7 separate regions of the Mus musculus genome follow, and all the other regions are linked to region 1. The links are chromatin loops, found by intact Hi-C in ENCODE. Cell type or tissue: heart. All regions are shown on one strand.

Region 1 (4,000 bases):
CTGGCTTAATTTCTACAATTACTGCTTTCAACAAGTCCTGTAATATCAGCAGTTTGGGAGGCAGAGGCAGGAGGATCACTTTAAGTTCGAGACCAGCCTAGTCTACAGAGAGTTACAGAAGAGCCAGGGTTACTTTCACAAAACCGGGGACTGAACAAGGAGAGATTGAAGAAGGGGGCGAGGGTTGGTGGGGAGGATGGAAGGAAGGATTGATTTCACTTGTAGGGAAAGCTAGGTTTTTACATCATACCGGATAAGCAGAATTTCGAGAAGGGACAGAGAGAAAAGACTGGGAGGACAGAACGTTAGGCACTGAAAGCACAGTCCATGAAGAAACCCAAGGACCTGTTTGTTCTCAATAGCCAGCCCTTAGATGGGAACAATTAGAGTCTATTTAACATGCCCGAGTAGGTAGCCAGATCCATCAAGCTGCTGTTGCCCCAAGGGGTGAGCAGGGCTAGACACAGGTTCCCATGGACTTGGAATTGACCTGAAGTCCTCTCATGATTCTCACTCAGAAAGAGGAACCCAAACGTAGTGAGACCAGCTGGGACCACCTCCTCTTCCCAGCCCCCAAATAAACTCACCAGTTACAGAATACCCAACCCTTTCTGGATACCAGGGGTTCTAGTCTGGGGTTTGCTTGCTACAGCATCGGAATCACGTGGGGAAACTTCTTAAACTCTACAAACTGAGTTCCCGCCCACCCGAGCTTGAGACCCGAGGCTGCAAAGCCATGTTTTCACCAAGGTCCCCAGGTGATTCCTACGCCCGCCAAAAGTTACAATTTGTCTCCTAACTTGGAAAGCACTGAACATCTGTGGCTTTTGCAGGGGCCTCCGCGACAACTAGGACTTCTTCCCGTACGCTTCTGGGGCCCACACCGATTGCTCCTGTCACCCTACAGGACCAGCGCGGGTTCAGGCCGGGTCCTACGCCGAGCCTCGGTAAAGCCAAAGCCGGCTCCGACAGCGCCGGGCCCACCTCCCCTCAGCCACCGGGCCCCGTGACGTGGCCCGGCCCGGCCCGGCCCGGCCGCCCTCCTCCAACGAGACTCCTTAGTCCTACGGGGAAACCAGTCGCCCCGGTGGCGAAGACCCGGGACCACAGCGCCGCCCGCTCCTTCCGTACCTTCTCCAGGGACGCGTCCATGGCTGAGGCGTCCGGTGCTGGGCCCGCGGTGCTGGGCACTACTTCCGCCTCCCGCGGCCCGCAGCGGTTTCCACGCTGGCAGCGCTGACGTCCTCCCCGCCCGCAGCCGGCGGGGCGGAGAGGAGGAGGAGCTGCCCCGCAGCGCGGCCCGCAGGTATCCTGCGGCTTGCTGAAGGCGGGGCTAGGCCCGTCGGGTGGGCGGGGCCTCCCGGGGCGGGGCCTTCTAGGCTTCCGTACTTGGGCGTCACGCCGGCCGGTCCTAACGCTGCTTGGTGGCAAGAACCCCGTCTATAGGGCGGTCCAACTTGAAGCCTGTGACGACCGTCGCAATGAGATATCCACCAGGTAAAATACTATCGACTCAGCTGCACGGCCCAAGCCAGGCTTTCAAGTCCTCCGCCGTCAACACCGGTCAGGAATGGAGTAGTTATTTACCTTAGCAGCCTAAGACCAGCGCTCACCCTTGCGCATGCGCGGGATGATGTATTTTGTCAGCTCTTTCCTCAGAAGTCCAGACAGAAAGGAATTCGAGGCCGCTGTTCTGGCGTCCTCCCTCATGTCACAATGATGGCTTGTCGGAGGATGGGTAATAATAATGATAATAGTAGGTCTGTTGCCTTTCCATTTTATATCAGAGCAGAAATTTGATATGGAGGTCATTATTATCCGTTTTAGGTTTAGTCCCTTGCAGCCCGGCAGTACACCTCATTATTCCCGCTTCACACCCGCTAGGTGGGGGTAGTGCGTTTTTAGTGAGTAAGAGCCCGTGGGATTTGTTTCCTACATTGCTCCACTACTGATGGGTAGGTGAAATGGGATCTTACCACCATTGTGGTCAGTGAAACTTCCTGCACAGAAGTCTGATGATGCTAAAAACCACAAAGCTATCCCTACCCTCTCTATTTCTTATGCAGCATGCTCCCCCAAACCCCCAGGTTGGGTCGGGTTGTCAGTGTAGTAATTATCTGCAGGCGGTCTCTACTTTGTATTTGGATAAATGGCCTGCTTGTGTTGTTAACATTTCCTAGCAAAGAAATCGTGTGTGCTGCTTTTGAGTGACTCTCCAGTTAACTGGAAAAAAAAAAAAAAAGTGATGAAATAGTGCCTTTTTTTTTTTTTTCCTTTCTTTTTTGGTTTTTCGAGACACGGTTTCTCTGTACAGCCCTGGCTGTCCTGGAACTCACTCTGTAGACCAGGCTGGCCTCGAACTCAGAAATCCGCCTGCCTCTGCCTCCTGAGTGTTGGGATTAAAGGAGTATGCCACCACGCCTGGCTTGAAATGGTGCCTTTCAAAGACTGAAAACTGATGTGCTCCTGCTTGAACAAAACAATGTGTTATGAAAATTTCCAAACCTGTAGAAAGGACAAAAGAATTTCGGTGAACAGTCATGTGCCCATTAGCTAGATTAGTTGCTATTTTCTTCTTTTTTTTTATCACATGTGTATTCAGATAACTATCCATCAATATTTGTGCTGGTACATTACAACTCTGAACACTTCAATATTATTAAAGACTTATTTTTTTTAGGCAGAGGTACAAGAAGTGTCTCCTCCTCCACCTCATGATTTGGAGGCTAGACTAGGAGAGATGCCGAAGTCCAAAACAACTTGGCTTGGTGACTCCAAACCAAACAGCTAAGGTGCTGATGGTAATGGTGGTTGCCACTAAGTCTGATGGACAGGGAGAACCATCTCCTGCAAGATGCTCTCCGACTGGCATATGCGTGCTTACACACTCACAATTTTTTGTAAGCAAATAGCAAAATAAAAACAAGCAAACAAAAACAGTGCACAGGCTGTAGAGATGGCTTAAGAGGTAAAGGCCTCTACCACTAAGCCCGGACTGAGTTTGATCCCTGAGACTCACAGTGGAAAGAGTAACAACTCTGGAGTTGTCCTCTGACTTTTGCATGTGGCACACATGCACACACACACAAGAGCTCACAAAATAAAAATGTAATAAAGATTTAAAAAAAGAAGCTCATAAATGTAACATTATCTCCAAGTAGTTAAAAAGTAGATTCAAGCCAAGCCTGGTGGTGCATGCCTTTAATCCCTGCACTTAGGAGGCAGAGGCAGGTAGAGCTCTGTGAGTTCTAGGCCAGCCTGGTCTACATAGAGAAACAAACCAACATCCCACCGCTACCCCCAAATAGACTCAACCTGTACAGACATATGGCTTGTATATGGTGAATGTTTACATCATTAGTATTTTTGAGTTAGGGTCTCACTATGTAGCCCTGGCTGTCCTGCTGTTCATTTGTAGACTGACCTGCCTTGAACTTGAAGCAATCCTCCTGTCTCCCAAGTGGTGTAAGCTATCACAGTGAAGTAAGAATTTCCTTGAGGGCTAGAGAGATGGCTTAGCAGTTAAAAACAGGATTCAATTTCCAACACTCACATGGCAGCTCACAGCTTTCATAATCTTTAGTCCCAGTGGAATCCAATGTACTCTTCTGGCCTCGACTGTGCATGCAGGCAAAACATCAAACACATAAAAATAATAGATAAAATGTTAAAAAGAGATTTTTCTCCAAGAGTAAACCAGAAGGAAACAAAGGAGGGGGGTATGTAGGTTTTTTTTTTCTTTAAATTCCACAACATAATTTTGCTGTGAGCTGAATTATTACAGCCATATTGTAAATAAATATTTTAATCTTTAATATTAAAATAAGCCAGTGATATACACTGATTCACTACAGCAATGCAAAAATGTGGGGTTTGCTGCCAAGCCTAATGACCTGTGTTTAATCCCCAGACCCTACAGTGTGGAAGGAGAGAACTGACTCCCTAAAGTTACCCTCTGACCTCCATACACACTCAAGAACGCGCGCGCACGCGCACACAC
Region 2 (4,000 bases), 83 kb before region 1:
GGGGGTGGGGGGTGAGGGGGAGGAGTTATATAACAAAAGCAGGTATATGTGAGGACCCTGTTTCTTCCGCGCTTACGCCCCCGCGGTGCTAGCTGGGGCCGCAATTCTCGGGTTCCCCACGCCTTCTGCACTACGTCTGCCAGCTGAAAGGGACGTTGACTGAATAAACTTTTGCGAATCAACTCGGCCGAGGCAGGGGTCAGGGCTGGGTGACGCAAAGCGCGAGGCTACCCTCGAGGTTCTCCTTTCCGCGTCCTTAATGCTCAAGTCTCTGCGACTACAGCTGCTGGCACCAGCCAGGAGGGACACGGGTAGTGAGTGGACGCCGACAAAGTTTGGACTACATCTCCCGTGATGCCTTGCAGCCCAAGGGCTATTCCGTCTCCTCGATCTCTTCGGGCTGCTCCACGTCCGCCTGGACTACACATCCGGGCCGAGTCCGCGGTGGGCGCGGCGCCCACGGTGGGCGTGGCATGCCCCGAGGCGGGGCGAAGCGGAGCGGGGCGGGGCGGGGCGGTGGCCACCTAACTCGGCCTGGCGGCGGCCTAGACGATGCCACTGCTGGTGGATGGGCAGCGCGTCCGTCTGCCACGGTCCGCTGTGGAGCTGGTCCGGGCGCACCCGCCTCTGGAGGTGAGCGACCTACCCGGGCTTTCGGGGCGGATGGGAACTCCGCAGCCCGGCCGCCGACGCGCTTTCACTAGGGACCTGGTGAGACGAGGCCCAGAGAGGTTAAGGTGACTTACGGAAGGTCGCACAGCGCGTACACAGCGCGAGGACACTCGGCGGGCTCTGCAAGTCGGGGCGCTCGTGCGGATCCCCGCATTACCCAGCTGCAGAAAGGTGTGGGCGGGGGTCCCAGTTCTTTGCGCGCTCATTCCTGCCCCCCAGGGCGTAGAGGGGCGCGGATTATTTTTTAGCTAGAAATAAGGGATTCGTTTGGAAGTTGCTGGGTCCGGGAGGACTGCTCCCTGATGGAGTCTTGTTCTTTCCTTGTGGGGACTTCTGAAAGAGGGCTCATAGTGAAGGCAGTGATGACCAAGTATCCCACATACTAATTTGGACTCAGCCCGTCCATGGATCTCACATAGTACAGTCTAGGACGGGACCTGTTTCCTAATCAGTTATAGCCTTGAAGGAAAGATGCCCACGTTCCCTCTGAGAGGTGAAGCACTGCGTCTCTGTGGAGTTTGTGGTTCTGTCTGCTTACTTGCTTTGTCTTCCCCTGGATCTGCTTCCTGGAGCAAATGCTTCCTGAAAGCAGATGGCATTGTGCTAACCGAATATTTGTTGGGTAAGTGAATGGGCAGAATGACCCCTGAGAACTACGGGACAGGGAGACTGACTGTTAATTTGAATTTCAAGACAGCCTGATCCTAATACTGGCTCCTACAAATCGGGCTAGGCACTGTACACTGTGTCGATGAAGCCAGAAATAACACAAGAAAAGTTCCAGCACTTCAAGGATTTAGGAGCCTCTCTCCTGTGTCTGAAACTTGTAGTTTTAGTGGCCACGCAGCACATTACATGAGGCAGAGACGAGGTGATGTAGGGTGGTGTCTCCGGAAGCAAGGGTTTGGTTTATTTAGGGAGACGCAGCCCAGAAAGGATGCAGAGTGGAGAGTTGGTTTTCAAGAGCAGGGAAGTGGGGCCAAGGAGGCCCCCAGTGAGGAGGGCAAAGAGGGCTGCACATAGAGGCCAGGGGAACAGTTGGAGTGAGGACTTCAGGCCCACTTGCCTTAGGGGATGATGTGAAGGCTCCGTAGAGGAAAGTAGAAAATCAGGTCCTTGGTCACAACCATTCTTCTAAGTTTTGGTTCAATTTTGTTTTTGAGACAGGATTTCTCTGTGGAGCCTTGGCTGTCCTGAACTTGTTCCGTAGACCATTCTGGCCTCAAACTCTGAGATCTACCTGCCTCTGCCTCCCCTACTTTATTTATATGCTAGGCAATCTTCTGTTTAAAAAGATTTGGGATAGGGTCTGTGTTGCTCTGGAGTCTCACTGTAGGCTGGCGTCTGGCTCTAAGAGCTCTTCTCTCTCCTTCATCCCACATGCTGGCGTTAAAGATGTGCACTAGCACATGCTGATCTTTCTGTACTTATCTGTGTGAATGTATGCGCACATAGGTGAGTGTGTATGTGTGTGCACAGGGAGGCCAGAAGGTGGCATCAAGCACCTGTCTCTCCACTGTGTGTAATTCCTTTGAGTCACGGTCTCTCCCTGAATATGTGTCTTAGCTAGGCTGGGATGGAGCAAGCCCTAGCCATCCTCTTGCCTCACGCACCTCAGAGTTGGGGTTACAGTCATGTGTGGGAGTCTTGGCTTGTGAGTGCTGGGACCCCACTTCTGGTAGGTTTCCCACAGCAGTTTTAACTACTGCAGCATCCTCTCTGTGTGAGCCCTGTCCTCCTTTTCTATTTCAGAGAGACAAGCTGACCGTGAATGCCTTGAGACCTCTTACTTCAGTGATACTGTGATTAGAGTTATTATCCAATGTGCCCATCATGATACATTAAAAAAAATTATTCTCAGCTGGGCGTGGTGGCGCACGCCTTTAATTTCAGCACTCAGGAGGAAGAGGCAGGCGGATTTCTGAAGTTTGAGGCCAGCCTGGTCTGCAAAGTGAGTTCCAGGACAGCCAGGGCTATACAGAGAAACCCTGTCTGGAAAAACCAAAAAGAAAAAAAAAGTTATAAGAAAATTATTCTCTTATTTATTCTCTTATATATTATTACATCCTGACTGCAGTTCCCCTCTCCACTCATGATCTACTTTTTGAATGACAGCATACTATATATTGTCTTGTTTAGTTTGGTTTGGTTTTTCTGATACAGTTTCACTCTATAGCCCAGGCTGGCCTTCCACACACTCATGTATGCCTCAGCCTTGTAAGTTCTAGGATTGCAAGTGTAAACTATAAACTACCATGGCTGGCTTATTCCTCTGTGCCCTGTCCGTTCCTTTCTCTTTCTTTCTTCCTCCTTCTCTTTTTTCTTTTCTCTTCTTTTCTTTTCTTTTCTTTTCTTTTCTTTTCTTTTCTTTTCTTTTCTCTTCTCTCTTCTCTTTTCTCTTTTCTCTTCTTGTCTTTCTCTTCTTTCTTCCTCTCCTTTCTCTCCTTCCTTCCTTTCTTTTTCTTTTTCTGGGGGTAGTGGTGGTCATGGTGGTGGTAGTGTGAGACAGGGTTTCTCTTTGTATCCCTGGCTGTCCTGGAACACAGAGATATGCCTACCTCTGCCTCCCAAATTCTAGGATTAAAGGCTTGCACCGCCATGCCTGGCTCCCTGTATTTCTTTCTTGTGTTCTATGAGTACACGGCCCCAGTGGGTCATAAGCCTGATTAGTACCCCTCCCCGTTTCCTGCAGTTACACTTCCTTGGGCAACCCCAGCCTGAACATTTTAGATGGAAAATTCCAGAACACTTAACTGTCGTGTGCATGTCTCCCAGTCCTCCCTTCTTTCATGAGAGGTCTCACTGTAGCTCCAGCTGATCACCAACTCATGATCTTCGAAGCCTCACAGGCAGATGCCACCATGCTGGCTAGGAAGTTTGAAACACCTTTCATCATAGCTTGTTGTTAGGGCAATCCCATATTGCTACTGTTAAACTCCTTCCCCAGTATGTCTGGGTTTACTGCTGTCTGATTTTAGGCACCCATTGGTCAACCACAGTAGAAGGCCCCATGCTGTGAGAGTATCTTTGCTCTTATTTACTAGGTTGAGGGCTGTGAGATCAGACACAGTGTGGTGGTTTAAGTGAGACTGGCCCACATAGGCTCATATGTTTGAGCTCCTAGTAAAACTATTTGGGAATGAATAGGAGGTGTGCCCTTCTCAGAGGGGGTGGGTATGGAGGTTTCAAAAGCCCATGACAGACCCAGTGTCTCTCTGCTGCAAAACTCTCAACTATTGCTTTTAACAGCATGCCTGTGTGCTTCTCAGCAAGGCCCCAATTAAACGCTTTTTTTTCCTTCTTTTTTTTTAAAAATAAGAGTTGCCTT
Region 3 (4,000 bases), 290 kb after region 1:
TTTTTAAATCTGTTGAGTCGGGCTTTAGGAAAGTTTGCATGGCTAGAACTTTTGCCAAGCATGTCTCCCTGTCTCCCTTAAGCACTGTAGTTGGAGAATTAAAGGGCCCTGGCCTGCTTCTGTAGGGTTTTCATGCTAAGAACACTTTTCTTAAATGGTTGTTGGGGGTAGGGTGAGATAGCCTTGGAGTTATGGTCAGCCCTGCCTCAGCCTTCCAAGCCCAAGGATTATGGACATGGGCCACCATGCCCTAAGTGGTTTTTGCTTTTTGTTTTGTTTTTAATGGTTTTGCGCATTTTGTTTGAAGATGAATGTGTTATAGAGGCAGATGTGGTCTACAAATCTGAAGTATTTAAGTCCATTATTTGTGCGTGAGAGAGTATATGCCCCAACACTCATGTAGTGGTCAGAGTACACCTAACTTTATGTGAATTCCAAGGATCAAACTCAGGTCATCAGGCCTGCACTGTGGGTAGTGAGCAGCAGTCCTAAATACTGCATGTCTGGCCTTAATAGAGGTGTCCTGCTGACCCCCTCTGCTAGGCCAAAATACTGTATTGCAATTTAAACAGATGAAAGAAACTTTGTACTTAAAATATTGGTTGAATGTGCTGCCCTCAAAAGGCTTGGGTCCAGAAGTACCATGGACTTTGTGTTTGGGGGATGCTGCGATCTTTGTGCAGCTTGGACACAGGGCCCAGTTCTAAACACAGAATTCATTTGGGCTTCGTGTACACTTTCTTGTAGTGGGATCACTGAGAGGATTAAACGAGTTGCCAAGACAACAGCTGGACAGAAGAGCCAACTCCTTTCTCGTGACTTACAACCTTTTATTAGTGAAAGTGACCATGGGTGCAAATAAGTGTGATTGCTCTGCTCCGCTCGCTCTGGGAGCAGTGTTTCTTTTTTTAATTCAGATGACTAAAAAAGTCACTTGGGCGAAGTGAACTGTGTGTCTGAGGTGTGGCAGGCAGGAAAGGGAAGGGAATTTTCAAACGGGATTTCCTCCCAAACTGGAAGGTCAGGCAGGTCAGGGAAAGGTTGGGAGTGGGTTGGGGGCTGTGGCACCCATTCATGTAACTTCCTCATTTCATGTAAACAAAGTTGCTGGTGACTGTGGCTCCTGACCTGTACGTCTTATTTGGATTTTTCTCTGATAGCCCATCTAAGAACTTGAATTCACACCCTTTGTGCAGGGCTGTGGTTGACTCCTGGTGAGGGGTGGAGTGATTTCTGTGACTTGAGAACGAATGGACACAAGTGCTAAGCAGTCTGCTGGGCTCTGCTGTCGTTTAGTGTTCTGTTTTCCCTGACATGGTGTCCAATCCTGAATTTATTCACTGGCTTTGGTTCCATTGAAGTCTGAGTCCCGAGCGTCCATTTCTTCTTCAGAACCATCTGTGTTTTCAATAACTCTACGGCCCCCAGCCCTTCTGGAAGGAACAAATGAAGCCTCGTTTCCTCTCCTATGGGTTTGAAACAGAAAATACACTTGTCTTTAGTAAGAAAATCTCCCAGTGATTGGAAGAGGCAAGATCAAGGTGAGATCAAACACACACTCAACATGAACGAGTCACAAACAAATTCAGGGTGAGTCCTATCTATTCATTTGGCATGGGATTATTGGTTTTAAAATATTAAAATAGGATTCTGGTCTTGTGTTGGGTTGGGAAAAGAAAAAGGCCAAAACAGGTGTAGGGTAGCGCACAGGCCTGGTGTCATCAGGTAGAAGGTTGTAAAATTATAGATAAAACAGCAGGCCTAGTGCTGTTTTATCTATAATTTCCCACAGGAATAAAAAAAAGGCATGATTTTAGGTTTTCAAAGTGGAGAGGGAGAGTTTCTCAGAGTACAAGCTTTAGTTGAAGGGTGACACAGCGCCATCTGCTGGTGTGTAGCTTCCTGCTCTGAGATTCCCCCATGGTAGAGAGATGGTGTCTAATTTGAGTGTATTTTCCTCATCATGGTCACATGATGCAGAACACAAAGTAGATGTTCAAATGAATAGTTGAAAAATTGTTAATCTGAGGTACATTTTTGTTCTAGTGGGCAGGACAGCCCTGAATCTTCACTACTCCAGCTTTCAGCCTCTGCATGTCCCACCCATCCTGGCTATCCAAGTGGCTGATTTTACTGGAAAGGCTAGATATATAGCATGCAGCCTTGGGCAAGAGAGGAAAGTGGACAGAAAGGGGGACAGGTCAGTTTACTTGAAGCTAGCTTTTGCTATCACAAAAGGTTATGTGGATTTTCAGTGACCTAACACATGATCTTGTTGGGTCAGCACAGCCCTGTTTGACCTGAATGTGAATACAGGTGCTAACACATTTTAGTACAGTTTAGAAAACCAACATTGGGTAACAAAAGCAACTTGCTGGCCATAAGGAGGCTGGAGGGAGAAGCCATGATGGTGTGCCCACCCACTGACCCATTCTTTTCCCCAAAGGAACACATTAGACAGGTAATACACAGCAGATAGGGGCCTCCCTGTGTAAACACTTTGGGGTTTTCTTGAGATGTAGCAATCAAGAATAAATGCTTAAAGTTGTAGCCACTCCCAGAATAAGACACTGGGGCCAGCTTCAGAGGGCCATTTCAGAAGGGCTTCTTCTCTTGAGAGGGTGAAGGGCCTGGACTGTGGTATAGAGGGATGACAGTCAGTGCCCCTCTCCTCATGGCTACACTTTGGCTTCTGAACCCAATGGGTGGTGTCCTGGGGCTAGAAAGAGTGTCTAAGTCTACATTAAGGCTCTAGACACTTTTTGCCGTTTGGAACAGTTTATATTTGTTGACTCAAAGGGTTTATCCCTACATTTCAGAAACAAGTCATACCCTCTCATCAAGAGACTACAGCGGCATTGTTCCAGCTCAGGGATCACTATAGGAGGAAGCAGTTCTAAATCCAAGACAAAAGGTTGATACCAACTCTCAGTTATAGGGCTCCTGAAACACAGGTTTGCTTTAAAACCTCCAGGGTCTCATTCTGGAGAACTGTGGATCTTTCCAAGCACTAATAACCTAGTTTATTCTAGGTGCTGTGAGAAGTCTCCACAGGAAATCAGACTTTGTTTCCTGCTGACTGGGGGCTCCTCTGATCCCCCTTGTATCCTTGGGGATGCTCTCTGCAAGACCTCCATAATTTAAAGTATTTGACAGCAAGAGCAAAGTTGAAACTCTACAAAGAACAGGTGGCTCTAAGCAAGGATATCCTTGAGCTCAGCATGAGATACTGGGGACTCCATTGAGCCATTGTTGCCTGGATACACTATGGAGGAATAAAGGTGCTTAAAATCCTAGGGAAGCAGACGCCTCCTTTTGACAAAGGCTCCATGTGCTTTGAGTTTATTCTCCTATCTCTGGACATGTACATGCCCATGAGGCCTCCAGAAAAAGTTCCTACAGTTGGTGTCCAATTCCCACCCTCATGCACTGAAGATGCAGTAAGCTGTGAGCCCCAGTTCAAGCCGTGTGAAGCCCTGGCATCTGTGCTGGGGCAGGGAGTGCTCATGTCCTTTGACAGGACATGCTGAACCATGAGTAGATGAGTTTCTGGGCTGCGGTCACTGTGGCCCTGGGCTTATTTTATTCTGGAATCGTGACCCAGTCAGTTAGAAACCATGTCCATTCTTTAGGGGTGTGTGCAAAGAGTAAGATGCCATATGTACTCCACGGGGTGTCAACCTTACAACACGATGAGAGTCTTGACAGTGTAATAGTGGCTCCGCATGCAGGTAAGAGTAATCCCAGCAAAAGCACAGTTGGTAAAGTGCGTGTTTACCATGCACGAAGCCCTGGGTTCCGTCCTCAGCATCACTTAAAAGAGTATAGCAGTACACACCTGTCATGTATAGCAGTACACACCTGTCATTGTAGCACTTGGGAGGCAGAAACAGGAAGATTTGTAGCTCAAGGCCAAACTGAGCTACATCAGACGCTGTCTCAAAACAACAAACCAAACTAAAATAACAACAAAAACTCCAACATGCAGTATTTTTAAATC
Region 4 (4,000 bases), 410 kb after region 1:
CAGAGATCCTAGAAATTCAATTCCCAACAAACACATGAAGGTTCACAACCATCTGTACAGCTACAGTGTACTCATATACATAAAATAAATAAATTTTTAAAAATCTTAAAAAAAAAAACTTTATATTAAAATATAATTATACCACAAAAACAAATGAAAAAAATCCATGAACTTTTAGAAGGAAAACATAAATCTTCAAAGAAGTTTTCAGCAAGGAAAGGTTTCTCTGAGCTGTGCACTCTGGCACTAGGTACAAGCTAACCAATTAACCAGTTAGGGACTCTGGAAAAATATAAAAGGCATTAAACACAGGGAAGGAACTAAGAAATGACTCATGTAGAGGAGGAGAAGGAACAATTTCCGATGCAGGCAGCAGAAGAGAAGGGGATGGTAACGTGAAAGCAGAGGGCAGACACAACAGGTCTGGCAATGATAAGCTATAAAGCAGAGGTGGGATAAGAGGAAGCTGACTGGAAGGCCCCTTTCCTCTGTTTAGAGATGAGATCTGAGTTAGTTCCTACATTGAAGTGAAGGAAGGAAGGAAGGAGGAAGAGTTAAATATGAAGAAGAAACAACTCGAAGAACAAAGCTTTACAAAGAAGAAAAAAAAGATCAAGAGGCCAAGAAGAGTCATTCTTAGAAAGAAGGGGGAGGAGCTGGAGCAATGTCTCAGAGCGGTTCAGAGCACTCGCTGTTCTAGAGGTCCAGCTTCAATGCCCAGCACCCACATGGTGCCTTACAATCACCTGTAACTCCAGCTCCAAGGCCTCTGAGGGAATCAGGCACGTATGTGGTGTACAGACATGCATGCAGACAAAACACCTATATACATACATTTTTTTTAAGTTTAAAAAAGCCAGTTGTTGGTGGTGTATGCCTTTAGTCCCAGCACTCTGGAGGTAGAGTCAACTGGACATCTGTGATTTCAAGGCTGAGCTAGAACAGAGCTAGAGTTCCAAGACAGCTGGGACTATTAAAAAAAAGAAAGAAAGAAAAGAAAAGAAAAGAAAAGAAAAGAAAAGAAAAGAAAAGAAAAGCAGCTTAAAAAAGAAAGAAGTAGAGGGCTGGGCCAGGGTCACTGCTCAGGGTAAAGGGCTTGCTGCACATACAAGGCCCTGTGTCAATTACCACCACTGTGAGAAACTGATGGGGGGGAGGAAGCCCCCAAAGGAAGGAAGGGGTGGGGAGGGAGGGAAAGAAAGGGAGTGATGCAGGGAAGCAGGTTGGCTAAGTATTCAGTCCTCAGAGGCCACAGAGAGCTCAGCTGCAGCAGAGACCTCAGATGTTTGGTCTACACTTCTTAGATATTGTAAAATGTGTAACATACAATAAACCTAAATAAGTTCCTGTTGGATTAAAATAAATCATAGCCAGCACTATGCCATTAGGATCTGATGATAACATGTGCAAACCTCTTTTTAAAAACTTCTTACATTGAGTTATCCTTTGATTCTTCAAAGGCATTTAGTTCACGGATGAGAAACTGTCTGTCCAATGGAACTACAGGTTGACCAGATTCTGGAGGGAAAAATTCAGGAAAACACTGAGTCTATTAATCTAAAAGGCAAATTCAACTTTGATAATAACCATACCTCCCAGGTAGATACATTTCTCAGATTTTGGAAGAATGCTGACAGCACATTCAAGACAGAGCTAACATATACATGAGTTTATGATGTTAACATATACCCAAACAATTAAATGTGGAGCTTAATTACAGTTTAACACATACTTAGTTTTATCCTTAATTTGTGATTGGTAATATGGTTTCTGCATCTAAAACTACAATACTAGACTTTAGTGTGTTTTCTGAGATGTCCATAGTTTATAAACACATGGTAATACTAAATAACTCATTTTAAAAATATACATTTAGGGCTGGTGAGATGACTTAGAGGTTAAGAGGCTGTTCGTCCAGAGGTCCCAAGTTCAATTCCCAGCAACCACATGATGGCGCACGACCATCTACAGAGGAACCTGCTGCCCTCTTCTGGAACGCAAGTGTAAATGCAGATAGAACACTTATAATTAAAAAGAAATTCTTTTAGTTGTGCCATAGTGGCTCACGATTATGACTTTAAGCCCAGCACTTGGGAAGCAGAGGCATGTGGATCTCTTGAGTTCGAGGCTAGCCTGGTCTACATAGAAAGTTCCAGGACAGCCATGGGTACACAAAGAAGCCTTGTCTCAATCAATCAATCAATCAATATTCCATTCACGGAGAGTAATTCTAAGATTAAAATTAATTATTATATTTCTAGACTGACTCTCAGTCTAGCCCAGACTTGCTTCAAATTCAGCTATGTGTCCTAGTCAGGCCTTCAACTTGCAGGGAGTCTTCTGACCTTGTTTCCGGAGTGCTACGTGTATGAGCCACCATCTTCCTGGGGAGAAGATTAAATGCTAGAGCCAGGTGAAAGCAGTGGTAGGTTATTGCCTGAAAGGAAGCATTCACTTTCCAGACAATATGGCGAAATGAGATTTTAAAAACCTTTCCTGTAAATGTTTCTGCGGATCTGATTCATGGCAGTCACAAAGTATAGAGCAGCTAAAGCAGCCCAGCCGCAGCATCCCCTATCCACAGGTACAAAGTCAGCCCCAACTGCCAGTGCTTATTTTGCTTGGTTTTTTGAGACAGGGTTTCTCTGTGTAGTCCTGGCTGCCCTGCAACTCACTCTGTAGACCAGGCTGGCCTTGAACTCAAGAGATCCATCTGCCTCTGCCTCCCAAGTGCTGGGACTAAAGGTGTGTGCCACCACCACCTTTAATGCTTTGTAGTGCACTATATTAGGTGAAGTGAGGCAAGTATCAAACGCCTTTAGACTTCCATATATATGACATTTTGAAAAAAGCAAACCTGATGAACAGAAACTCAGCCATGTCCCATCATCAACCTCCCATTCGCCCCTCCCCGAGCCTCCTACCAGTGACGGGGAATTAAGCTCTGGCAAATAAATGTTCCACCACTGAGCTCCAGCTATTTTATATTTTGAAGCAGTGCCTTTCTGCTTTAGCCCCTTGAGTTTCTCAGACTATAGGCATGAGCAAGCATACCAATCTAAAACACTAAAACATTTCATATGAAACAGCACTGTCATGATTTCATCCTAGGGGCACTCAATTCCAACACACCTAACTGACACGGTTTTCATTTTTTTTTTCCTTTTTCTTGCTCTCCTCTGGAGTGTTAAAGGTATTATACAGCCAGCTATAAAAAACTGAGGGAAACAGACAGTGATACTATCTTTAGAGATCCTTCAGCATGGCAGAATCACTATCCTTTATGAGAATGTATGCTTAATATCACATGCAGAGCTCTGTCTTATTTGAGCTCCCAAAAAGCCTCTAGACTGAGGGGTCCCTGTCCTCAGCTGGCTTCGAGTAATAATAAAGAATTGCTGTACAGCCATTGGCTGAATGGGGAGACAGGGCAGGACTTTTAGACTGCTCCGGCAGGAGACTGAGACGGGCGAGAGGGAGGCGAGAATCACCATGACTAGGAAGGAGGAGGATCAGATTCAAGAGCTGCAAGAGAAAAACCTTCCAGCCATGCAGGCGGAAAGGAATGAGGACCCTATAGGGTGAGTTCCCCAGAAGGTAACAGGGTAGCAGAGATGAAATATAGATTTTAAAAGATGTTAACTCACCGGGCAGTGGTGGTGCATGCCTTTAATCCCAGCACTTGGGAGACAGAGGCAGGAAGATTTCTGAGTTCAAGGCCAGCCTGGTCTACAGAGTGAGTTCCAAGACAGCCAGAGCTACACAGAGAAACCCTGTCTCAAAAAACCTAAATAAATAAATAAATAAATAAATAAATAGAAAGCTGTTAACTCAGGAATACCAGAGGGGCATGTGTGCTAGTCACGGGGGAAGTTTAGAAGTGCCCAGCCACTGAACTAGTCAAGGCATATCAAAAGTAACTGAAGCGCTCGTGCGCGTGCGTTCTTCCATTTGTGAATCCAGAGAGCTCTTGGGCCAAAGCGCTCCTACCACTACAGAG
Region 5 (4,000 bases), 230 kb after region 1:
AAATACAAATAAATTATTTTTTTAAAAAAGCCTAAATAGAGCGAGTATAGCGGCAAATGTCCTTAAATTAATCTCAGCATTGAGGCAGAGGAGGCTGAAGCAAGAGGATTATGAATTTATGACAAGCCTTGGTTATATAAGACACTACTTCCAATAAAAAAAAAAAAGAAGATGAAACTTTATCGAGAAGTTGAGGGGATTTGTGGACTCAGCACAGAGAGAGGCTGAGTCTCCCGTGGAGTCTGCCCCGAGCAGCCTAAGACTGAGAGAGGAGGACAAGGTTTAGGAAGGAGCTTCTGTCCAGGCCTCCCCCAGAGCTGCTGACTCAGGCCAGGCTTCCAGTTACTCTTCTACCTTTAAACAGAAGTGCAAGCCGAAGAAGGAAGACACATTAGAGTCAAAGAAAAGGACGAGTGTCTGTGTTTGTGTGCGTGTGTGTTTGTGTGCGTGTGTACACTCATGAACATGGGAGCTGGCTCTCTCCTCCCACCATGTGTATCCTGGTGTTCAAACTTAAGATTTTTAGGCTTCATGGTGGGTGTCTTTATTCTCTGAGCCAGCATGCTGGCCCAATTTTGGTATCTTCAGAAGTCAGGTTCTACCAAGTCCTTAACATCTGGGGAGTTTTAAGATTGGAGGAGACATTCTGGTGAAAATGGTGCTGCTGTTTGAAATCAAACCCACAGCTTCCTCCTGTCCTCCCAGAAGACAGGTGGGAGTTTAGGGCTCAATCTCTGACCCTGGCCCACCTACCAGTGTTGGGAGGTGGGGGCTTGTTGTGAATCCACTTCACTACTTTGACGCCATTCTGAGCAGTGGCAATGTTCACTCCTGGAATGCAGGTGATGAAGTGCTCTAAGGGGACACCCTTGTGGCTGTCTTGCGTAATTTCTAGGTCACCAAACTCCGCAGCATAGCAATCTGGAAAGCTGAAGGGATGAAAGGTAAGTGAGAGTAAGGAAAAGGGCAGTGCTGGCAGAATAGCAGGCTTTAACCAGTGTATCTGGTGAGAAGCAGCTGCTGGAGCACTGTCTCTGTGACACATTCTTTTTTTTTTTTTTTAAGATTTATTTCTTATATGTAAGTACACTGTAGCTGTCTTCAGACACACCAGAAGAGGGCATCAGGTCTCGTTACGGATGGTTGTGAGCCACCATGTGGTTGCTGGGATTTGAACTCAGGACCTTTGGAAGAGCAGTCAATGCTCCTCCCCACTGAGCCAGCTCACCAGCCCTCTGTGACACACTCTAATAGCTGTAAAATGCCTGGGCAGGGTTCAGTAGGGAGTTAGATAGAGCACTGTGGGTTGTCAAGGCCACCAAGTCTCGAGTTGGCCTTTGTCTGCAGCCCAGAGTGATGCAATGCCCTCTGATGAATGATCTCCCTTACCGCCTCGGCCCCTGTACACAGGGGAAATGACGCACTCTCATGGCACTTGTGCAGCTTCCAAATTGAAAGCATCTCTTTCCTGTGATGAAGAAACTGTTCTCACTTTTGTGAAATTCAACATAAACCCAGTTTCTCGTTGAAATACTAAGTGCACAATCTATTTCTCGAAGCTTCAACCTTAGGACAGAGCCCTCCTTCTAATCCTTGCTTCCATCAGTAGGCAGACTCCAGGAATGACCCTATCAGCGCTTTACTCCCAATGGCTAACATGGCTCACCTTAGCAAAGGCACAGTGCCCTGGTGGGTCTGCAGAAGACTATGAACTTGAGGTGCGAACACTTTCAAAGAGAGAACCACAAAAGGAATCTTGTAAGAGTCTGGATCAAACACAAGTTCACTGCAGGAAAGAGAGCAAACAGTGAGCTGACTGACTTCTCAGGAGTGGAAAGCATTCCCTGCTCACACTTTTTGGAGGGCACTGATGTACCTGAAGTCCTTGTTAGAGCAGTGCTGCTTGCAGACAGGTTCGTGATACTCCAACTCTTCAAACAGAACTGGGCTGCAGTTTGAGGAGGAGCCATCATGTGACTGGGAAGAGCCCAGGGGGCTCTGGCGGGCCTGATTACTAGGTAAGAGACACACCAATCGCCCGTTTCCCTGTTCACGGATTGCAATAGTGTCTGTTAATTTATATAAATCAGACACATTTAACTTGTGTCCATACCTAAGAACAGGAAAGAGATGTTGGTTTAGAATGTTTCCTTTGATTTGTAGAAATACCTGACCTGTTTAATAAGACAACACAGAATGGCTTTCCCATCCTCCAAGAGTAAAATGAAACTACTGACTAAGTTCACTTACTCTTGAAACCACATGGCTCCCTGCTGGCTACAACTGTACTACCATTTCATAGCGCCTTCCCATGCCAGTGTCCTCAGTGTCTAAGATGGGAGTGCTCTCAACATGTGTTACCTCCAACCACTGCCCTCTGAAGTACACTCCTTTAGAGAGCTGTTCGAATTACACTGATTTCAACTTTTGGACCACTCCCCTCTGTACCTGGACTCCTCAATTCTGAGCTGGACCTGCTACAGCTGGAGAATAATGGCCCAGGCTCTGGATGCAGACAGATTTGAGTTCACATGCTGACTCTACTTCAGCCTTTTATAAACTTAATTAAGACACACAACCGGTTTGAGTCTCAACTTTGCTGTCTTTAAATGTTGTGTAATTTGTACCACACCTGCTAAGTGAGGACCAAGTGTGATTAGGCCTGGGTATTAGTTAATTCCTTTTTACCTCTCCAGGTTCTATTCCTAGTGCCTACATCCATCAAGCTTCATCCCTACCAACACCAGTCTCTGGAGTCTCCCCACACAGGAAGATATGCATTCTCTCTGTGCTCTCTTATTCTTGCTCCTAAACTCCCATCTTCTTTAGAGAGAAAATAACTAACCTCTCAGGATTGACATCCATTCAGGCTCTAACCTCTTCCTTCCTGGCTCTAAGCCAGTTGTCCTCAAACCTCATCCCCCAGGTCCCCTCCCCCCCATGTCTGGCATGTTCTCTTTCCACATACTTTCTTTACTTTCCCTTACCCTCTGGGACCTTGCTTTATTCCTTAGCCTTCCATCCAGCTTTCCCTTCCACCTCTTCTGGTTCTATCTGCTTCCCTGCCCATCATAAATAATGCCTCTAAACCAAATAGCAGCTATTGCTTTCAGAGCCAACATCACTCACACAGAGCCTCCAAAATAGCACTCCAACTCTCTCTACATTGAGATTCCAAGGATGCGCTACAACTTTTATGTCCAAAACCAAGACCCAACACAACCTTCTACTCAACAAACTGCTTCCTGTTAAACATGTCCCATATGTTTAGCTCTGCCATCTTGTTTCCTACCCAACACCAGTCCTTTAAAAAAAAAAAAAAGACTGTCTTTAAAAATTATTCTTTGATGTATGTACATGTTTTGCCTACATATATGTCTGTGCACCATGTATGTATGGTGCTCTTGAAGGTCAGAAAAGGGCCAGATCCACTGCAGATAGTTATAAGTAGATGTGAGCTGCCATGTGCTGGGAATTGAATCTGGGTCTACTACAAGAGCAGTCAGTTTTCCTCCTAACTGTTGAATCATCTCTCTAGTCCAGTGGTTCTCAACCTTCCTAATACTGTGACCCTTTAATACAGTTCCTCATGTTGTGGTGACTCCTACCCATAAAATTATTTTTGTTGCTACTTCATAACTGTAATTTTGCTACTGTTATGAATAGCAATGTAGCTACCTGATATGCAGGATACCTGGTATGTTATCCCTGTGAAAGGGTCATTCAACCCCAAAGGGGTCACTATATACAGGTTTGAGAACCTCTACTCTAGCCCACCCACCATCTATCCATCCATCTATTTACTTTTTCAGACAGCCATCTCATGTCTGGAATGCACAGATGAGTATGTCTCGAACTCCTCTGGCCTCCACTCCCAAATGCCAGCCACCAGGTCTCAAAGAGGCTTAAAATTTCTATGTCATAGTTCTTTGTACTCCAATTACATCAGCACACAATTGACTGGCATAGAACATTGCCTCTTTTCTCCCTCTTCCTGAGA
Region 6 (4,000 bases), 220 kb after region 1:
TCCCCGTACGCTTCTTGCCCAATGGCTTTGCCTTCTGTGAGGATCAAATGGCTCCCTGCCTACAGCCACATATGCTTGTCTCTTTAGGACTCTGGACTCAGTCCAGCATCAGCATCTCTTTACTTTCCAGGCATGCTCTGAACTGAGGTAGGAACATGGTAGCAGACTCTCACTCCTACAGTGGTAGTAGAGCTGTTCACATAGCCTGCTTTGAAAGTAGGGGAATGAGGGGACTGGAGATGGCTCGGCAGTTAAGACACTTGGTTTTCTTGCAGAGGACCCAGGTTCAGTTCCCAGCACTCATATAAGGAGGCACAACCACCTGTAACTCTGGTTCCAGGTGATCCAATGCTGCCCTCTGGATTCCACAGGCACTGCATTGATACTTATGCACACACAAACAAGCAGGCAAACACACATATACATATAAATATAAATCTTTAAAAAATAAATGAGAAAGCAGGCACTCAATCAGCAGACACGAGTCAAAAACATCTGAGTTACTATCTTAGAATCCTAGATGATTGCCAATGCTGCCTTTTTTCCCAACATAATATTTATATTAGTTCTTTGAGAATTTCATATTATACACCCAGATCACACTCACTTCCCAGTTCCTCCATGACCGCCCCCACTTTGTAACACCCCCTCTCCACATTCGATCTGTGTTACTTATCTACTCACTGGAGCATGACCAAACTCTCAGTGGCTCGCCTCTTAACTACAACTGAGTCTTTCCTTCCCCAAACCCCAACTAGAAGCCATCAATAGCCGAGAACTACACTTCTGCATCCTTAACATACTTTTAAAGAGTTGTCCTTAATGGCCTCCTGTTTTCAATGGCTGTTTCCTTTTTTGTCGTGGGGCTCGAAGTAGGGATAGCGGTTGTCACAGAAGCCTTCCATGTCCCTCTCTCTCATCTATGCATCTACAGTCACTGATACTACTGCTGAAGTACCTTCCTTGCTCTTTACAGTCAGTGGGAACATGAATCAGGGGCTTCCATAAGGTTTCTGGCATAGACCACAAACACAGACCCTAGCTTCAGTAGGACCATGAACCCAGAAAGGCCTTCAGAGGCAGTCCAAACCACAGACATCAACAAGACCTCAGGCTGCAGCATAGACAATGGACATCAGCATGGCTATGGCCTTTGGTAGTAACATGGGCCATAGATATCAACACAGACCCTGGCTGCAGTAGGGTACACCACGTCCAATTTATGCAGCACAGGGATGAAGCAATTGAGCGCTTAGTGTATGGTGAGGAAGCACTCAACCAAGGGAGCCACATCCTTCCCTAGTCCTGGCTTACAACCTTCCTATTTACCTAAGCCCACCCATACTGACATCTTGGCCAGTGGACACTGGGGAGACCTGGACCTGTCATACATATCATGGTTTTCAATCCCTCAACTTCTAATTGATTCCACTGCAGACACTTCTCCAGAGAGATCCATTCCAGGCTCTGTCTTTACCTACTTCTAAATTCTTCATTCATACACATCATAGGGTGTCTGGGGTAAACATGGAATGGAAGACAGAAGCAATTCATTGCTCAGCCCTTCTATTAGTAAGAAAAGGGCTAGAGAGATGGCTCATTGGTTAAGAATACTGGCTACTCTTCCAGAGGACCAGGGTTCAATTCCCAGCTTGGCAGATCACACCATTTTTAACTCCAGTCCCAGAGGATCCAATGCCCTCTTCTGGCTTTCATAGGCACTGCATACATGTGGTGCACAGACATACATGCAAGCAAAATACCCATATAAATAAAAATAAACAAATAAATATTCTTTGAAAACAGCTGATTCTGTTGGGCAGGACAAAGGCCTAGCTAACTGAGAGGTGGGTTTATCATAAGACAATGTCCTTTTCCTTTCCAGAATTTCCAACCCCCACCCACAAGCCAACATGAAGCCTGGCTGGGCCCGCGCATCTTTCAGAATCCTGATTTGGAAGGCCTAACTTTCCTTTTTCTTCTCTTCTGTCTTTTCTTTCAGATATGGCCAGAGCCTAAGCATATGTTCCCTGGTACTTTGGGCTTCCTTACATTTTCTGTAAAACTCCCTTCCCTGCCATGTGGCTGACCTCTGTGCTAGCTTCTCAAATGGCATGTCTTACCCCCACCCCCCTTTTCTCCATTCGATTCTCTTCAAGACACTGCAAGATTTACAGACTGCCAGTCTGGGGATTTTTTTCTTTAAAACTCTAATAAGCAACCTCCAGCTTCCACTTTGAGTCTATTCTTATTTTTGCCCATGAAACTGAGAATGCCAAAAAGAAACTCAAACTTCCCATTTCTCACATATCAATGCTGGCTCTGCCAGGACTCCTCAGGATTTCTGTTAACACTCCTTGCCTGCCTTTTAATTACATAAGAAAGGAGAGGATGGATCTGTTCCTGCCCCCTAGACAGAGCTACTGTCTTCAATTCCCCATCTTCTTTCAAGTCTCACATGATCCTTTCCTCCTGCTTCTGTTTCTCCCTAGCCTCAGTAGTGAGGACTGAATGCAGGGCTTTGCAAGCTGGGCAAACTTTCTACCACTGAGCTATAACTCTAGTCTTTTTATTTTTATTTTTAATTTTTTTAAGTTGGAGATAGGGTTTTGTTAAGTTGCTTAGGCTGGCCTTAAATTTCAAGTCTTCCTGCTTCAGCCTCCTTAGGTCCTGGGATTATAAGCCAGGCTTTTGTTACTCAGCTTTCTGTCTATCTTAGCACTAAGGGCCACAGGTTCACTGATATTGCTGTCAATAGTCTAAGTTCTTTTGCCCCTTACGTCCTTTCCATTGTGGCCATCTGGCCAGCTCCCACCATGTGCCCAGACATCAGCTTCTGAATCTACAGCACACTCATGGCACTCTATGGCACACTCATCCCTCCCATTCATCCCTGGCAAGCATCAGCTCCCCACGTGCACAGTGCTCTTCCACACCCGACTCCACAAGTCACACCTTCTCTGAGCTCTTCTAGCTTAAGCTCTGAGCCCTCTTTTCTTTAAACAGTTGCCTTAACTTGTGGAGGGTGTATCTTTTACTGTCTATTGTAATGCTAAGTGAGGGGCCACAAGACCTGGAGTCTGTACCATAGCCCCTGTGACAAGGTCCCCAGTTAATTGTGATTGGTAAATAAAGATGTCAATAGCTGGGCAGAACAGATATAGGTAGGGTTTAGGTTTCATGGGCTTGGAGAGAGAGGGCCAGGAGGAGGGAGAAGAAAGAGCAGTCATAGAATAGAAGAAGGATACGCAGGAGGGAGAAAGAGAGCTGCCATGTGTTATGGATGGACCTGGTGCTATTCTTGTGAACCAATCCCCTAGTGAAAAAAGGAGCTAATCACCGGGTGAGTAAGAGGGACTTACGGGTTGGACGGAGGAAGAGAGGAAGCAAGAGAGAGGTCTTTTAGGATGGGGATAGGGTGAGGACAAGATGTAGCTATGAGAGTCTCCCAGTTTCAATGGCAGATCTGTCAGGATTAGCCACCAAAGGATTTAGATTTAATAAGGCCTACAAGATTAGGATTTTACTGTCGTTTCTGAACTGAACTAAGTTTGTGTTGTGTTTTCCTTCACACAGAGGCTCAACTGGGTTCAAGAGAGAAAGGTACAGCAAAGCCTGAGTTTGCCTGAGGTGCCTCACAAAGGCCATGGGGGATTTGGAGCATGGGGCTGGTGTGGTAGAGACTCACCAGTGGGAACTTAGTGGGCTGGCTGGAGACATTCTGGAACTGAGTCAGAGTCTCCAAGAGATACAAACAGGTCTGTCACTGCCCGCCAGCGCATGGCCAGCGAGGCCGCTGGGGAGAGCGTTGCTGGCACAAGTGCAGGAACATGATGGTTCATTTTTTAATATTTCTCGCAACAGCCAAGGGCCAAGAGAGCGTGGCCTTGAGGGCTGCCCAACTGTAATTAAGAGCAGCCCAGATGAAACATGTTAAATAGTAAGTGATAACTTGGAGGGGTAAGCAGCTGCCCAGCTATTGTGCTGCCTAAGGCTATTT
Region 7 (4,000 bases), 230 kb before region 1:
CCAGGGGTACACAGAGAAACCCTGTCTACAAACAAACAGGGGAAGTATGGTGGGACACACCTGCAATCCAACCATCTGGAGAGTTCATTTGAATTCAGGACTAAACCTGTTCTACAAAGGTTGTGTCTTATTTATTTATTTATTTATTTATTTATTTATAATATATGTGTGCTCTCCTGCATATGTATCTGCTGCCTGAAGATGGCATCAGATCCCATTACAGATGGTTGTGAGCCACCATGTGGTTGCTGGGAATTGAACTCAAGACCTCTGGAAGAGCTCCCAGTGTTCTTAGCCATCTCACCAGCCCAGGGCTGTGTCTTAATAAGGAAAAATAATCTTAAATGGTAAATTCTGTTATGTATCTGTTATCACAATGAAGAAAAAAAGGTTTCTACCTTTACTAGATCACTCTCTAGAAAGTAAATTCTGCTAGCACAAATCAGTTTTACTCTTTACCAACTTGAAAAGAACACTCTCATTTATTCCTTTAGAGGTGGCTGATCTCAAACTCATTCCATAGCTAAGTCTCCATAGTCTTAAACTTTTTTTTCTTTTTCAAGACAGAGCTTCTCTGTACAACAGTGCCCTGGCAGTCTTAAGAGGACTCACTTTGTAGGCCAGGCTGGCTTCGAACTCACAGAGATCCTGCCTCTGCTTCCTGAATTCTGGGGTTAAAGCGCTACCATGCCTGACAGCCTTCAACTTCGAATCCTCTTGCCTACTCCTTGCCTCGTTTGGGGATTACAGGTGTGCCACCGAGCCCAGTTCGTTTATATGCTACTGGGATCGAACTCAGCACAGCTTGGTATGTTAGTCAAGCAGTGTACCAACTGAGCTTCATTCCCAGCCCCATCTCCAACAACGTAGAGATGTTAAAATTTTGAAAGATCAAATCAATGATTGTCCAATTAAAGCAAGCTGTATTTGGGGGGTACACCTAGGCTAACTGACTGTCTCCTCCTAAATCGGGTTTTGAGAGAGCAGCCTCTGCTGGCTTATAGGAGATAAGAGTTTAAAGAGTTGTTTAAAGAGTTGGCTATTGCCGGGTCTGGTGGCGCATGCCTTTAATCCCAGCACTTGGGAGGCAGAGGCAAGTGGATTTCTGAGTTTGAGGCCAGCCTGGTCTACAAAGTGAGTTCCAGGACAGCCAGGGCTATACAGAGAAACCCTGTCTCGAAAACAAACAAACAAACAAACAAACAAACAAAACCCGAGTTGGCTATTAACACGTTTTTATAAAGATACAATGAAAGGGAAGGAACGAGGGCACGTACATGTGAATGGGGTTGCAAACAGTTTATTAAATCAGAACTGAGAAACAGGAACTTTTTCTTTCTTTGGTTAAGTTTCACTATGTAGCTTTGACTGTCTTGGAATTCACTCCGTAGACTAGACTGGCTTCGAACTCACAAAGATCATCCTGCCAAGCATGGTCTCACAACGTCATAGATTGAAAACATAGTACCATTGAGTTCTCAACAGATCTAGATCAAGGTGGGTAGCTGCGGAGTAAATGTGATAACGCCATTTTACCCCAAATTCCGACTCTATAAATAAAACTTTAAGGACTGCTTCTGTGGTTTTCTTCATAAATGTGAAGTTAAGATCTATTACGATGCATTCGGGCACTGTGGGAGACTTTGATGGCTGAATAAAGCTAGCTAAATACGGGAACGCAATCCAGCTGGAACCTCCAGACCTGGGGCGGTGACTTCTGTGCTTGGCTCGGACGAAAAGGAAGGGGCGGGTCGCGTTGGTGCGCATGCGCCCGCATGCCCCTAGAGCAGCCGCTCTAGGCAGCCGGAGGTCGCACGGGGTTGAGAGCATAAAGAGGTCTCTCCTCTATGGTTGCGGGAGCTGATCGTAGTCGGCCCCTAGGCCCAGGTTATTTCCGGAAGCGAAGCCTTGTCCTCTACTTCCGCGGGGTCCTGGCAGGTGGCGGTGACAGAGTGGGTACCAGGACTAGTGGCGAGGTGAGCTTCGGCACGGTGTGGGGTGGTAATGGTCCGGCAGGGCGCTTGGCTTGAGAGTGCGGCGCGGGAGACGGAACTGAACCCGCTCCCGGAGCTGCGCTGGCGGGGACTGAACCCGCTCCCGGAGCTGCGCTGGCGGGGTGGGTCCAGGCTCTGGGGCCTCCTCACCCCGGCCTGGACGCGTCCCAGCAGGGCTGCGGACCGTAGCCCCTTCCCTTACGAGGCGAAGACCCACGCCACTGCAGGTCTCTAGTCCTCCCCCGCGTCGGGGTCTGGGTCAGAGCCACTCGACCCTGGGGTGGTGACAGAGATGGGTCTTGTTTCCACTTACTTGCGGGCTATGGGCGCCCGCCACGTCGGCTAAATCCGAGGCACCTTCCTGTCCCAAGGCAGAGGGTTTCATAATGGGAAGTGAGGATAACGGAACATCAGACTCCAAAGTGACACCGAGGCTGACCTAGAACTTAGCTCTTCTCATTCCCATACACACGACTCAAAAATCGTGTGCTGATGAGAGCGTGTGTGTGTGTGTGTGTTTTAGAAGAGAGACGCTGTGTCTAACTGGGGACCTTTAACTGGGCAAGGGGCAAACCCCTAACTTTGGTTGAGAAGAGAAAGTGGGAGCCATTGGGTCCTCCCCACGGAAGCCCATTGGCCCGCCCTTGGAGTGGCCCCAACGTCACACCAGGAGAGGCCAATGCGAAGGAGTTTTCCTTTCACCTTTAGGTACGGACTGCACGTGCTGATGAAGTTTTATTTACTTTTGTCAGTGCTCTTTTATAAACAGCCTGGATGTGTCCCGACCAAAGTGCACGGTATATGCCAGGGAATATCGTCCATAAACCTGATGGGAAAGCTGTACTCTGTCCAGGCTGTTCACACACACACACACACACACACACCCTTTTCCCCCTTTCTCTCTGGCAGTATAAATGCTAACCACACTGTTAACAGCATTCAGTAAAATGTGACAGTTAGTAATGCTATTATTATCAGTCAGCAAACTTTTTACCTGGTCGAAGTTTGACATCTAATCCCACAATCCTTTAGCGATAATATTAGTATGGCTTGATAAATGGAAAGTAATGAAGCTCGAGGAGAACAAAGGGTGACCAGATTGGGAGCCCAGGTTGGCCTCGCTCTGAAGACTTAACTTTGGTTTTGGTTCTTTGTTTGTTTATTGGGGGGGGTGCATTTTGAGACAGGGTTTCTCTATGGAGTCCTGACTGTCCAATAATTCACACTAGGCTGGCCGAGAATACACAGAAATCCACCTGCCCGTGGGGATTAAATGCCACCATGCCTGGCTTGTTTTATTTGTTGAGAAAGGCTTTATGTAATCCAGGCTGGCCAAGAATAATTCTTGGACTTCTGATTTCTCTGGCTTTCTGAATTGAGTAGCAGGAAATGGAGAAGGGAGAAAATGAAACTCTTGAACTGAGTCTAGAAATCTGGACTTATGCAAAAGAGAGATTTCCCTGAGTGGTGTGTGCCACCATGCCCGGTTTATACACTGCTGATGATAGAACCAGTCAGCAAACACTCTACCAAATAGTCCAGATTAGGTAACACACAGATAAACCTTACACAGTTAACTTGGGTTTGGAGTGGATTAATCATCAAAGACGGTTTGGATCTTGTGAGTGGATACTTTTGACTCAGAAATCTTAACAGATGGGAGTGTAATGATCCATTTAAGATAGTTATTGACAACCATGCTGATTATGCCAGTTAAAAAATTTTAAGTCCTTTTAATTGATGACAAGACCATAAGTGGCCTTATGCCTCTGAAAATATCCCTTGCTGCCTCTGCCCAGGGATAGAGTTTTTAAAGACAAAAACCTCAAAGACCTTAATTTACCTCAAAGTTAGATGAGGATCAGAGTAAACTTTCATTCCTGGCAGGGCATAATTTTAGATGTAACCTCAAATGGGTATCCAAAGCAGACATTGGGTTGCGGAAAAGGGAAAGACAAAATACATTCAAAACAGGATGGCATTACCTTAGTCATTTCAGGAGGAAC

The links. A loop is a pair of places that touch in the nucleus more often than their neighbours do. Peaks named below come from ENCODE experiments on the same cell type or tissue, not always from the same donor. Only the 100,000 strongest peaks of a DNase experiment are listed, where the experiment ranks them.
Region 2: it touches region 1 in a loop (2.5-fold over the local background); 6 of 42 quality-filtered maps call a loop at or near these places.
Region 3: a loop joins it to region 1, with 8 times the contacts of the local background. A loop is called at or near these places in 8 of 42 quality-filtered maps.
Region 4: it touches region 1 in a loop (3-fold over the local background); 7 of 42 quality-filtered maps call a loop at or near these places.
Region 5: it touches region 1 in a loop (2.2-fold over the local background); 10 of 42 quality-filtered maps call a loop at or near these places.
Region 6: a loop joins it to region 1, with 2.3 times the contacts of the local background. A loop is called at or near these places in 18 of 42 quality-filtered maps.
Region 7: it touches region 1 in a loop (5-fold over the local background); 2 of 42 quality-filtered maps call a loop at or near these places.

Annotation. Positions count from the first base shown.
Region 1 is chr16:13,901,784-13,905,783 of GRCm38, forward strand. Pdxdc1 (pyridoxal-dependent decarboxylase domain containing 1) reads right to left here and starts at 1,362. Exons shown (of 23, transcript NM_053181.3): 1 at 1,132-1,362. The coding sequence starts at 1,152. It also overlaps a transcript of Mpv17l not described here. In heart, a CTCF peak has its summit at 1,876; a DNase peak (open chromatin) is centred at 1,378; H3K4me3 peaks cover 2,158 bases; H3K27ac peaks cover 1,812 bases.
Region 2 is chr16:13,818,804-13,822,803 of GRCm38, forward strand. It overlaps Ntan1 (N-terminal Asn amidase), which reads left to right and starts at 448. Exons shown (of 10, transcript NM_010946.4): 1 at 448-633. The coding sequence starts at 553. In heart, a CTCF peak has its summit at 2,189 (motif pointing right); DNase peaks (open chromatin) are centred at 428 and 1,586; H3K4me3 peaks cover 1,961 bases; H3K27ac peaks cover 1,694 bases.
Region 3 is chr16:14,193,719-14,197,718 of GRCm38, forward strand. It overlaps Myh11 (myosin, heavy polypeptide 11, smooth muscle), which reads right to left. Exons shown (of 41, transcript NM_001161775.1): 41 at 809-1,466. The coding sequence ends at 1,334. Among named protein-coding and RNA genes, the nearest start is that of Nde1, 32 kb to the left of the region's middle. In heart, a CTCF peak has its summit at 1,894 (motif pointing left); DNase peaks (open chromatin) are centred at 1,063 and 1,893.
Region 4 is chr16:14,309,614-14,313,613 of GRCm38, forward strand. Cep20 (centrosomal protein 20) reads right to left here. Exons shown (of 5, transcript NM_025345.2): 3 at 1,434-1,518. Among named protein-coding and RNA genes, the nearest start is that of Cep20, 5.7 kb to the right of the region's middle. In heart, a CTCF peak has its summit at 1,988 (motif pointing left); no DNase peak of the experiment used is centred here.
Region 5 is chr16:14,130,694-14,134,693 of GRCm38, forward strand. It overlaps Marf1 (meiosis regulator and mRNA stability 1), which reads right to left. Exons shown (of 27, transcript NM_001081154.2): 14 at 1,877-2,113; 15 at 1,667-1,786; 16 at 754-929. Among named protein-coding and RNA genes, the nearest start is that of Marf1, 27 kb to the right of the region's middle. In heart, no CTCF peak of the experiment used is centred here; no DNase peak of the experiment used is centred here.
Region 6 is chr16:14,121,077-14,125,076 of GRCm38, forward strand. All of the region lies in intron 21 of Marf1 (meiosis regulator and mRNA stability 1), which reads right to left. Among named protein-coding and RNA genes, the nearest start is that of Marf1, 36 kb to the right of the region's middle. In heart, a CTCF peak has its summit at 1,723 (motif pointing left); no DNase peak of the experiment used is centred here.
Region 7 is chr16:13,670,103-13,674,102 of GRCm38, forward strand. Bfar (bifunctional apoptosis regulator) reads left to right here and starts at 1,756. Exons shown (of 8, transcript NM_025976.5): 1 at 1,756-1,976. In heart, a CTCF peak has its summit at 1,939; DNase peaks (open chromatin) are centred at 1,759 and 2,629; H3K4me3 peaks cover 1,953 bases; H3K27ac peaks cover 1,829 bases.